Regions from separate parts of the Mus musculus genome. Here region 1 is linked to region 2. Evidence: chromatin loops called from intact Hi-C (ENCODE). Cell type or tissue: gastrocnemius. All regions are shown on one strand. Each heading gives the region's core, and the rest is flanking DNA. Links, peaks and the distances in the headings are about the cores only.

Evidence for each region. Hi-C counts contacts between places; a loop is a spot of excess contacts. Peaks named below come from ENCODE experiments on the same cell type or tissue, not always from the same donor. Only the 100,000 strongest peaks of a DNase experiment are listed, where the experiment ranks them.
Region 1: a loop joins it to region 2, with 2.2 times the contacts of the local background. A loop is called at or near these places in 1 of 42 quality-filtered maps.

The regions. Positions count from the first base shown.
Region 1 is chr19:32,881,955-32,888,023 of GRCm38, forward strand. No RefSeq gene overlaps it. Among named protein-coding and RNA genes, the nearest start is that of Gm36774, 45 kb to the right of the region's middle. In gastrocnemius, for the core only: no CTCF peak of the experiment used is centred there; no DNase peak of the experiment used is centred there; H3K4me3 peaks cover 836 bases; H3K27ac peaks cover 3,599 bases.
Region 2 is chr19:33,224,785-33,230,853 of GRCm38, forward strand. It overlaps the pseudogene Rnls. Among named protein-coding and RNA genes, the nearest start is that of Mir3970, 71 kb to the left of the region's middle. In gastrocnemius, for the core only: CTCF peaks have their summits at 1,465 (motif pointing left) and 2,414 (motif pointing left); a DNase peak (open chromatin) is centred at 2,416.

The DNA of each region.
Region 1 (6,069 bases), core at 1,005-5,004, 340 kb before region 2:
ATCAGCCAACATGAACAGTCCAGAGAGTCCAACAGTACAGTTGGGTGACTACATTATGTATTTTGCTTTTACCAAATAATTTTTTTCTCAGAAATTGGATGGCAGTGGCGCATGCCTTTAATCCCAGCACTTGGGAAGCAGAAGCAGGCGGATCTCTGAGGCCAGCCTGGTCTACAGAGTGAGTTCCAGGGCAACCCAGGCTACACAGAGAAACCCTGTCTCAAAAATACAAAACAAAACAAAAGAAAACAAACAAACAAAAAAAAACAAAGCCAAAACAAAAACAAAACAAAACAAACAAATAAATGAATAAATAAATATTTTTTCCTCAGTGTCCAAATATCATCTTAAGGGCTGATTCAGTCCATCATCTCTTGTTTTGCATTTATTTGTGAAATGTCCCAGAACTTGCTTTAGTCTATGACTGTTCATTTATGTGCTTTCTTTCAGACCAATGGTCAGTAGTAATTTTTTTAAATAAGTATTTTAGGCATTGTAGATGGTATAGTTTCAGCTGCCACTAACTAGCTATAGCTGCTTTAGAATAAAACCAGCCTTAGACAGTATGAATGTGTTTGCGTTCTTACAAAACTTTACTTACCAAAGGAGGTGGTGAGTTCGACCAGCCTACAAGCCAGTGTTTCACATTGTGCACTCCTGGGGGTAATTTAGTGAGAACTGAGAGCAAAGAGAGCCCTTTACCTGCCAGATGATGTAAGACACAAGAGAGACTCAGTTCTTTACCTCAGGGATCTCCTATGGAAACCAGACACAGCTGAGGTATGGGTTGGATTCCAACAGGCGTGGCAACAGAGAGCACTGAGATTCAAATGACTCAGTTACAGAGGCAGATCTGGAAATCAGGAGTCAAGCTGTCACCGGGATGGGATTCCTCAGGGCTCAGAGGGTTATCTGCTCAATGCCACACTTTTGGCTTCTTCTGGCTTGCTGAAAGAGCCTTGACAATCTTTAGTTTGCAGTTGCACCAATCTTCTGCCTCTGCATGGCTTTCCCAGTCCCCACTCTGCATATCTCTTTCAGTAACCGAATGCAGGCTTCCTTAAGAAACACAGTTACATAACCTTAGCGTCTACCCATGCCCTCATTTTAACCTGTCTCTGTAGAGACCCTCTTTCCAACTGAGAACACGTACAGGAAAATCAGCACTTCAAAAATGTCATCTTTTGGGCACACAGTAAGGTGTTACGCCATAAGGAGATTTGTGTATTTACTGTGTGTATGTCTGGGCAGCAGAGGGCAATTCGTCTCATGGGATGGTGGACAGGAGGAAGGAAAGGGTGCACACCACTGTCATACTGGCTAGCTTCACTGCACCAAAGGAGGAAAGAGGATTCCAGATGAGCGGACAACTTTGGCAAATGCAGATAGGCGGGAACAGAGAGCATATGTTGGATAACCACCCTGGAACAAGATGGTGGGCTGGTGGAAGGCACTCCAGTAGATTCAGGAAGCTAGTCTGAGCAACACTACATAAGAATGTCCTCGACACTATACTCAACACTACATATGAATATCATGAAGGCTATACTCAGCACTACACACAAATATCCTCAACACTACATATGGATATCCTCAACACTACATATGGATATCCTCAAGGCTTGCTCGGACAGTGTTGCTAATGGGGTAAGAGAAGCCGAGAGTGCGGTTGTGACGAATCAGCATCTGTTAATTCCCTTTTGTCGTTCAGTGGTTGGTGACACCTTGTTTCAAGGACACCTTAGTGTCTGAACTGTTACCGTGGAGTCTGACACTCAGTAGCTCACCGATTCCTCAGGTTTCCTAAGCTTCTGTGTGTTCTAAGAAAAACAATTCAAGGAAATACACCTGAGAGGTCTAATTGCTGAGCAACGTCTGCGATAGAAATGTGTAACATGTTTGTCTTTTGGTAATAATAGCTATTCTCTTCTTTCTCCTCTCATCTGTTGAAAGCAGAAACTCAGTACCTCAGCATCTCCTATATTAGCTCATTTAATCTGCACATGCCTCCATGAGAAATGATGGCCTCCACTTAGCAGCAAAGTAACAGGCGTTCAGAGTAGCCCCACATAATCCAGCTGCTCTTTTGACACAAACCTACATCACCTTCCTCTTGTTCTCCCCATCACACTCATTGTCTTTCCATTCTCATCTGTCCATGGCCTCATGGGCCAATCTGTCTGCATCCATTTTGCTACCCTGCCATCCAATTCACCCAATGACTGGCATATTGCTTTTTCCTACAGATGGTGTCAGTAATAGATCCAGCTATTTTAAAGGGCCTTTCTTTTTTTTTTTTCCTCACCAGTAAATTCTTACCAGCTGCATATTAAAACCCAGCCCTTCAGACTTCCTAGCTAAGCCAGTCTCTGGTTGGGAGGGAAGAGGATATTCCACAGGTTACGTATTTAAATATAAAACTCTGAAATGCAGCTAGGTGTGGTAATGCCCACCTTTTAATCCTAGCAGCTGGAAGGCAGGGGTAAACAGATCTCCACTTTGAGGCCAGCTTGCTCTACATACAGCATTCCAGGCTAGGCAGGGCTGCATAGCAAGCAAATCAAACAAAACAAAACAAAACACCGCCCAAAGTCTGAAATGTCATTGTAGCTGTGGGACTCTATGAAAGGAAGTTTGGAAATGCTGAGAAGGGTGTTTGAAAACAGCTAAAAGTGGAAATTTCTGGTGCCAGTAGCGTAATTTCTGTATTTCAGTTGTTTTGACATTTATCCAAGTCTGACTTTGTCTATAGATCTCGTTAAGTATTGGAGGTCAAAAATAACTTCCCAAAACCACCCTTTGTGATAATACTGTTAAGTAAACTTAGAGCTCAGGGCAGGTCATCCAGTGCTGACTGGCTGAAATAAAGGCGGTCAACTTGGTTCTCAGGGAAGCTTTGGAGAGTCTTGAGAGGAATTCTGAGTTTATGGTCGGCATGAGGAGGCTAGTTCCCAAATCTCTAAGCTGGACTAGGTCATATTTATTTTATAAAGGCTTCTTGAAGTTCACATGCCTCTCCTTTCCTGACAGCTTTCTTGACTAGAAAATAAGCACAGAACTTTTGACCATAGCCATCCCTACAGAAAGCAACTTTTTAGAATTTGGAAGTGGCTTTTGTATGCAGGTCACATGTGTGTGGTGTGTGTGTGTGTGTGTGTGTTTGGCAAGAATTTTCTAGAGAAGCAAGAAGCACTACTTCAATTCCCATGGATGCTACTCATTTCCCAGAATGGAAAATGTTCTATTTTTGGCCACAAGAATATTTCTGAAGAAAAAAAAAATTAAAGCATGGCCGTCATTTCCTATGCGTGGTTTTCTGAGTTTTAAGAGGTTAATCCATTTGGGTGAAGAGGGGCTTTTGGATGAGAGAGTTTCAGAATGGTAAGAGAGACTGGGTAATTTGGAGTCAGAACCCCATGGGCGGGGACAGGGCAGCTGCACAGGTGGGGAGCCTTGGCTGGCAAAAGTTAAATTTAAAGTCTCAGTGTAGACGGCCAATTGATACGTGTGGAGAGAAAAAAACTTCTGTCCGTGTAAAATACTTCAAGAGAGCCATTCGTGATCTGAGTAGCTGTAATGAGCCTCTCCTGGTTGTAGCAGAATACTCACACACACCCTGCCCTTAGCAAGTGTCTCCTTGGCACCATTGCCTGGTAAAAGGACTTCCAGGGGACCTTTGGGAACAGCAACTGATCTAAAGAAGGCTGGAAGTCAGCCACAAGGTGAAGTCTTTCTTGGCTTTTTCCCAAATCAGACACATTTACAGGGAATAGCTATTGGCTGCCACAGCCTCCAGAGCTCACATCTTTGAGAGAGAAAATGAGAAGGCAGAGGCATGCGTGCATCAGGAGTCGGCTGCTTGTGGGTAGCATCGCAGGTTCCCAGTGTCTCTTCTCATTCGATGTGAGACTCAGCCAGCAGTGCCCAGGGGCTGGTGGAGTGATCCCAAGGGGTGGGGATGGGGGTGGGGGAAGGTTGTGCTGAAGTCATTGGAGCGGACGGGCACAGCGTCACAAGAAATTCTGGAAGGGAAGCTGTGCCCTTCGGCACTGATTAAGAAGGGCAAGCTTGTGTGGAAGGAGCTGTGTAATTGGATACCCGGCAGCAAACCTAGGCGGGTAAAGTCCTGTGAGATTGCCTGGGATTTTCTCCCCTATCATGCTGTTGAAATATTCTTGAATTCCAGTTGGGTGTTTCTTTCATCTGATTCAAATGTAGCCCTGGGCCACAGATGCAGCCTTATATATCTGGGCAACATTGAATTCTCAATAGGAAGGGCTGTTCTCGTAAGGGGGTTTGCTGTCTTTGGAGTTAAGGAATGAAGTGTTGGTGAGAAGATCTGTTATTATGTGCTTTTCTCTTGGCAGAACACTTCTAAGGGGCTCTGTTCCTGAAGGCGGCTCTGAGGCTATGCCTTGGGAGCTTGGGCGTTTGTCTTCTTGGCTACCATCTTCTGAATGTGCTAGACATTCTGACTCATTGCACTGGTTCACAAATGCTACACAGGCCACTTAGACTTGAAGCCAACTCCACAATCTTGAGATCCCCCCCCCATTCGTTTTTCAATAAATATGAACTAAGCTCCTAGGAGGTACCAGGCAGGAGGGTGAACCCAAGAGAAGCAGTCTCTGTTGATGCAGTTTGTGTTAGTCAACTCTTTATTACTGTGGTGAAATAGCAGAGATAATCAACTTAAAAGAAGGAAGAGTTTAGGGCAGAAGACCAGTCCATACCAACTGCTTACTTTGTGGTAGCTGGGATAGACGTAGACATAGGAAGAACCTGGGATCCCAGATATTCTCCTCAAGGGAGAGCTGCCAGTGACCTAACTTTTCCCCACTAAGCTCTGCCTCCTGAAGATTCTATCACCTCCCAATACTGTGATGGATCAGTGACCCGCCCTTTAAGCATACAAGGATTGGCGGGAAGGGAGTCATGCTAGTTCCAAACATAGTTAAATGAGGAGATAGATAATACGCTAATAGATTTTCATTCTGGGGAATGTTTTGAGAGCAAGCTACTCAGAGAGGGAAAAATGCTAAATATATTTTAGGAAGAATAGGCAGGGATGGTTACTCTGAAAGGGTCAACTTTCAATTAACATAAAGAGAAGCCAGTGGAATAAAGAAGAGATGGAATTGCAATGCTCTGGGCAAGTCAATAGCCAATGACAAGGTCCCGAGGCACCCAATGATCAGAGTGTAGCGTAGCAACAAGAGTATGGCTGAGTGTGGAGCATAAGCCACAGGTTTATGTAGGACAAAGAAAGGCTGTATAGTTTATCCAGGACTGGTGAGAAGCCCCCGGAGGGCTGGAAATGACATGGCAGCTCCAGGTTTGAAGGAACAGCAGCTACGGTGGGAAGAGTGGGTGGGGTGAAGGCAAGAGCAAACGGTTTAGACATCAGTGGCTTAAACAGGGGAACAGAAACCGCTACATCTCATGCTTGCTCTGTCTCCGTCCACAGACGCCCTCCTGGGGGCTGACACTTTTGACTCAATTCTCCTAGTGACTCTCTCATCATCCCACAGGGAGTGTGGGATGTTTTCTCTACTTGTCAGATGGTAAAAGGATCTTTCTTGAGTTATAGGACCTGGCTAGCGTAGCCAGTCTCTGGCACTCCCAGCCTTAGGGTCAGATGCTCCACAGAGCCTGCCCTGGTTGTCATCTTGGGTTCCTGCTCTCACCCTGGATCCTAACTTTAGGGGAAAAGTAACATTTAAAAGGCAAAAATCCTGACTGAGGAAAATGTAAAGGCAACACAGATGAGAGCGTTTATATTTAACCATGAATTAATGAGAAAACCAGTAAATGCCATAGAACTTTTTCACAAGTCAGAATTCAGACAATTTAATAAAGCAAACAAACAAAACAAATAAACAAACAAAAAGTTAGGATAAAGTTTGTAGAGTTAGATATGAATGGATTAACAGGCTATACATCTTTGGGGTTACCTATTTCTCTAGTTAGAAACTGTATTGGCCATTCGTCTGTGAGGTATGACTCCTTTGAGTCACACAGGGAGAAGTACTGAGTCTCTACAAGATCCTTGAATGGCCTTTGACAGGT
Region 2 (6,069 bases), core at 785-4,784:
GGAATTGAGCTAATCCTCTGATCACAGAAAAGACCACCAGCAGCCACATCAGCTACAGTTTAGTGGGAGATGCAGAAAGGGCGTAGGGCTCACTGCCCTTTGCTACACAGAGGTTGAAATCATCGCTCAAGAAATATCTCCATGCACATTAGGAAGAACGGCTAGTGTGGTAGAAAGGAGGCTTGCATCTTGAGTGCTCAGTGCAATCATTTATTTACCCGGGATGGCTCACAGTGCCAACAACAGCATAATCATCTGTCCCCCAGTTGTTCAGCTATAAATGCGCAGATCATTTTTGTTTCAACTTTCTTCCCATATGCGATGCCTCTGTAAGGCCTGTAGCTGTCACTTCTAAAACCCTGAAGCCAGGTGCTTATGCCATATCGCTGGCCGCCATACTCTCCTCGGAGCCACTGTACTGTTCGACTGGGGTTTCAGTTCATTGCTCCAGCTGTGGTTTTGTGTTTATACCCTCGCTTCCCTAACTTCATCTTCTTCCCGCCCAGTCAATTCTCTGGAATATGTCAAATGCTTAAACATTACACTAAAAATGACATTCAAGGGTTCTAGCAGGGCCCAGCCTGAGTTCACTGTAAGTGCCTATGCCCAGGGCATATTGCTCGACACATGGTGGCCTCCTTTGTGGCTCTAGAGCAGAACCTCTCTCTCCAGTGCTGTTCTTGTCTTCATGTCATCAGACTTCAGGCTCACGTGGCTTTTCCTACAAGCTGATCTAAGTTCCCTGTTATTTTCTTATATGAATTCTTTTTATTGACTTCCTGTGATTTCTCAACTGAAAAGATTGTTTTTATTTGACTGCTTAGCCCTCCTTTTATATGTCTCTTTACTATGAAGCTCTATGAAGTTAAAACCTAGGATTTCACACACCACCCAGGAAAGTAGTGCATAGTGCTTAGTGGGTGCTTGATAGCTGTGTTGAATGAATGAATGAATGAATGAATGAGCAACCAGAGCTTTAGCATGTTTGGTGTTCCATGACACCTCTCTACCAACAACTAGGGACAGGGCTCCTGTAGGACAGTCTGTTGTTCTGTAATTCTTTTCAAAGTCATGATTGCTAATAAGCTACCATCATTTAGAAAGTTCTGTGAAATTCCTAACATAATTTCTGAAAGTGGGGGGAGGAAAATCTTGTTTAGACCTAGGCCTGGGGCATGGTAACAATGCATAGGTACCACCCACTGGTCATATAAGTTGTCAACTTTTTTTTTATTTGCCCAAATTGTGTCTCTGAGGGATAAACATATCCTTAGCAAAATGCATCAACCTATTGGGATTTTAAAGTCATAATTGAGCCAACGCCTTGGTCAAAGTATTGTTGCTTTAATTATGCCCATTTATTTCAACATTCCAATTTTGGAAATTTTTTAGCTGCCCCATTACATTTTCTTTTGCAAGTGAAAATTGTCACGATGCCCTCTGGTGGAATTAAAATTTTTCTTCCTTCTTTCCTTTCTTCCCTAGCTCTGTCCCTCGCGCCCTCTTTCCCTCCTTCCATCTTCCCTTATCTGTTTATCCTTTTATGTATTTAGAATGAAACACAGGAGCCATGGGATTTATATTACTTTGCAATGCTGACTGACTAGGTATTATATCAAAGGTCAGATTAAAGATGATGGTAACTACAACACTCATAGCTATATTTACAAACATGATCAGAACAGAGGAGCAAGAGTTGGCTGTGGCTCACCAAGAATAAGCAGGACTTGTGTCATTATATCCCCACTAGAGCTGATGCAGCTGACAGAATGGCAAGGCTTTCAAAACTGGTTCTGTGCACCAGGTCACGACTTCAGTACTTCTTTGTAGAGCCATGTCATTCTTCCTTTCCTTTCCTTTCCTTTCCTTTCCTTTCCTTTCCTTTCCTTCTTTCTTCTTTCCTTTCTTTCTTTTCTTTCTTGTTTTTTTTTTTTTTCTTTTAGGCAATCTGGATTACACACCAAACGAGATCCTGCTTAAAAAGAAATCAGACTTTTGGGCGATCCAACCCCTGGAAGATGTCAGGGCTGTTCTTTAAGCAACCATGGTCTTAAGACAGAGGGAAGTAACATTTATCGGAGTAGATTAGTTTCCATATTTGTTTATTTCAATGCAGTAAAAAAAAAATTGAAAAGAAGACAAATGAGTATTTAAATATCTATCAACATGTCCTCAAATTATTTAGTGATTGTTTTAAAATTTCCTAAAAGTCAGACAGTAGAAATAAGCTATGGATATAGTACAGATGCATTCAACCAGCTGATTGCATTACAATTGAATCTTTGGGTTTGGTGCACCCCAAATTAAAAGACAAGAAAAAGAGAAAACAAAACAAACAAAAAACAAAAGGACCCAGGGCTCCTGTACAGCAGGCCGATCTAAATCTCTCAAAGAGTAGTACTGCCCCCTAGCGGGAGTTTGGAAAGATTCTAAGGGCCAGGTGTGAGGGGCTGGTCTCAGGAGGGAGCTATCCAAAGGGAAGTTCCGCACTGTGCTGCTGCTCCAACAATTATTTACACAGTCAAAAAACCTGTCTGCAATGCCTTGTGACCAGGACCAAATTCAGTTTTACATCAAGGCAAAACAGACAAACACAAATCCAATTACTTTCCAGTTATTTTTTTTAAGGAATGCGAATCTGACATAAAGTGAGGGCAGAATGCACATTGTTTCTGTAGTAGCACTAGCATTCTGAGAATGCTAGCGTCAGGATCTCTGCCCACAGATGGGTCTGGAGGGCTCTGGAAGACACAACTGTAGCCATGTCATTTGGAATGTCGAAATTCAAAGCAAGCCCACAAACGGGGCTGACCTCTTTCTTTCTTTACAATTAGACAAATTACAGCAATCCTTCTGAGAATGTCTGTTTGCCTTGGTAATATTATCAATGAATTTCATTTTAGTACAGTAAAGATTGTTGTCAAAATGCTTGCTATAATACACAACAATGAAGGAAACCAGCAGAGACAAATGCTAGACACTTTTCTTGCATGGAGCAATCAACTACTGAAAACAAACCCAAACCCAACCCACAACAAACAAAATGGCCAGAAGGGACTTCTCAGAACCCTTACAGGGAACTGGAGGCTTGCAGCAGTTAGGAGAGTATTGATCACAGAACACAGATGAGTATTTGTGAGTATGAATAAACCTGGGAGTGGTGGTGGATTTCTACTGTTTTATTATCAGCACTCCATCTCCAGCTTTATAATAACCCTGAAAACTGCCTTCCTACAGTCATGAATAGTAGAACAAAGCGAGGACTCTTAAGCTCCATTCCCATAGAACTGTCATCTTCTGACCTGCTTGATGGCTCCCTGAGAACATACCACGCACAGCACTGCCTGTATGCGTTGACTCAGAACTCACTGACTGTCACTGTTCCCCATGGAGATGAATTCCAATCAACTGTAGAAAGGATGCACAGAGATTAACATCACAGCTACCTGAGGTGGGCAGTGCTGACTGATGCACATCAGGGCTTTGCAAAGGTTACAGGAAAACGTGGGGCAAGATGGCATGGGCACCTGTTAAATACGGAGGTGAGCACACACCTACTGTTGTGTGAGTCCTCAGAGAGAATCCAAAACTTTGTTTTGCCTTATCTTATGGCCCTATGAAAGCAGAAAAGGAAGGCTAAAGCAAATTTTCCTTCTGACATGGAGTGTTCAGGGTGTTCTCCAAATGCACATAGAACTCCTTGGAAAGTACTGTGTCATTAGTGAGCTCCTGGTCCAATCACTAGCTGAATGCTAAGTTAAGTATCAGAGACCATGGTGGCTACCTGTGATAGTGACAGCTAGAATGAAGTAATCGTCACCAACAGAAACATTAGCCGTGCTGCAGTGAGATGCTCAAATGTCAAGAGTCTCCCTCCATGTGATATTATTTTAATTGTACTGTTCAACAAAATTAGTGACTATTCTCAGAAAATTAAAACACTGCACCATCAATATGAAAGCAGTCAATACAACTACCCTAAAGGAGTCAGGATGTAGGTAGGGACTAGATAGAGACTTAAATCTCTGTTCTTATGTTCAAAGAGCTAAATGTAACCACACGTGAAGAAAATATGAGAGCAGTTTCTCCATAAGTAGAGATAAGCATAGAGAAATTATTTAAAGGTCAAATATAAAGTCTAGAGCTGAGATGCGAAGTAAGAGGCATGAAAAGTTCACTAAAGGCCTCGGTAGCAGATCCGGGTAGTTCTACAGACAGAGCAAGCGGTCAACTCCAGGGAAGGCCAGTTAGCATCACGGATGCTGAGGATAAGAAAGAGCCAACAAAGGGGGCTGAACAGCGTCTCAAGAGTCAGGGAATACAGTCTAGTCTGTCTGAAAGGAAGTCGCGGAAGGATAGGAGAGCTAGGGGAGCAGGGAGAATGGATGAAGTAATAGCAGAAACTTTCTAAATGTAGTGAAAACTGGCAGTTTGTGAAATCAATATGCAGAGGTTCACGTGTAGACACACTGTACTCTATCTACCAAGAGCTAAAGATAAAGAGAATCTTGGTGGACCAAAGGAAAAGTGGCTTATGCTCAAAGTTCCTCACCGGCTTCCCCTCAGAAGCTGTGGGAACAGAATAGTTAAAATACTTAAAACGGTGAAATAAAAATAATAAAAACATACCAACTAAGAAAGCTATGTCCAGTAAAACTATCTTTCAAGGTGAGGACGAGACCAAGACACATTTAGATTAATAGAACTAAGAGGCAGTTCATTGGCAGTAGGCCAGCCTTGCAAACAATACTAAAAGAATTCTTTAGGTACATATGAAAGGATGAGGGACAGTAAGTTGAGGCTAAAAGGAACAACAACAACAACAACAACAACAACAACAACAAACACAGTTATTTTTACCACTACCCACTAGCAAATATAAACTGTAGGTAAATAAAAAAGAAGGCATAACTAGGGAACTGAAAAGACGGCTCACAAGTTAAGAGTGTGTGCTGTTCTTGAAGTCCCGAGGTTGATTACCAGCGCGTCTACCAGGTGGCTCACAATGGCCTATAATTCTATCATGTCAGCTCGAGAGTGATCAGGCCTCTATGACACCTGCCCCCAGGTACCTAATAACCCCCCCGACATACACATAATTAAAAGTAAAATAATTCTTGCAGCAGCTCCCTAGTGTAGCCTTCAACATAAAAATAAAATAAATCCTAAAAAGAAAGTATAGGTATATTTGTAATTATCATATTTAAAAGACAGGTTCATAAAGCAATAAATATAAATTTACATTGGTATGTATATAACATATTAAATGTGTGGTTTGTATGACCATAAAAGCACCAGGGAAGGGGCAGAGAATAAACAGGAGGAAAGAGTTTGTATAATATTAAAGTTAATATAAACCCAAAGTGAACTGGTATACAAATATACCATTAAGATGCTAACTATAAGCCTAGGGAAACTGTACTACATCATAATCACCACCACCACCACCACCATCATCATCATCATCATCATTATTGCTACTATTGTATATGGTGTGTGTGTGTGTGCACGCGCATGTGCCACAGCACACATGTGGAGATCAGAGTTGGTGTTCCCCTTCTACTATGTGTATCCTTACAGTCAAATTTAGTTTGATTAAAGTTAATTAATAAAAATTAAGAAATTTAAATTTAAAGATGGGAAAACATGGCTCAAGCATTATGGGGACGGTCTAAAGAGTATACCATTGCGCGCACACACACAAGTAGTAAACTATGGCCAACACAAACAAACATAGTAACCAGGTGTTCAGATCACTGCAGCAAGGGAAACCTGAGGTGACCCAGACACTGGGTGCAGCCCTGGCCAAATTCTACTCTGTTTATTATTTGGTAATTTATTGCTCATGCCATCTACTTGGGGAACATCTGAAAGGCATATGAACATTCTGAGTTACAAATTAGGCAACGCTAGGAAAACTAAAATCACGTGGCCAACTGACTGCTAGAGCAGAGGGACACTGTAATAACAATCTTCAAATAGGCAGAGAAATATTATCCAGATGAAGATAAGGAGCTGTTTCAGTCAGCTGGGTAGAATCAGAGCTAACATCACTGAGGAAGAAATATA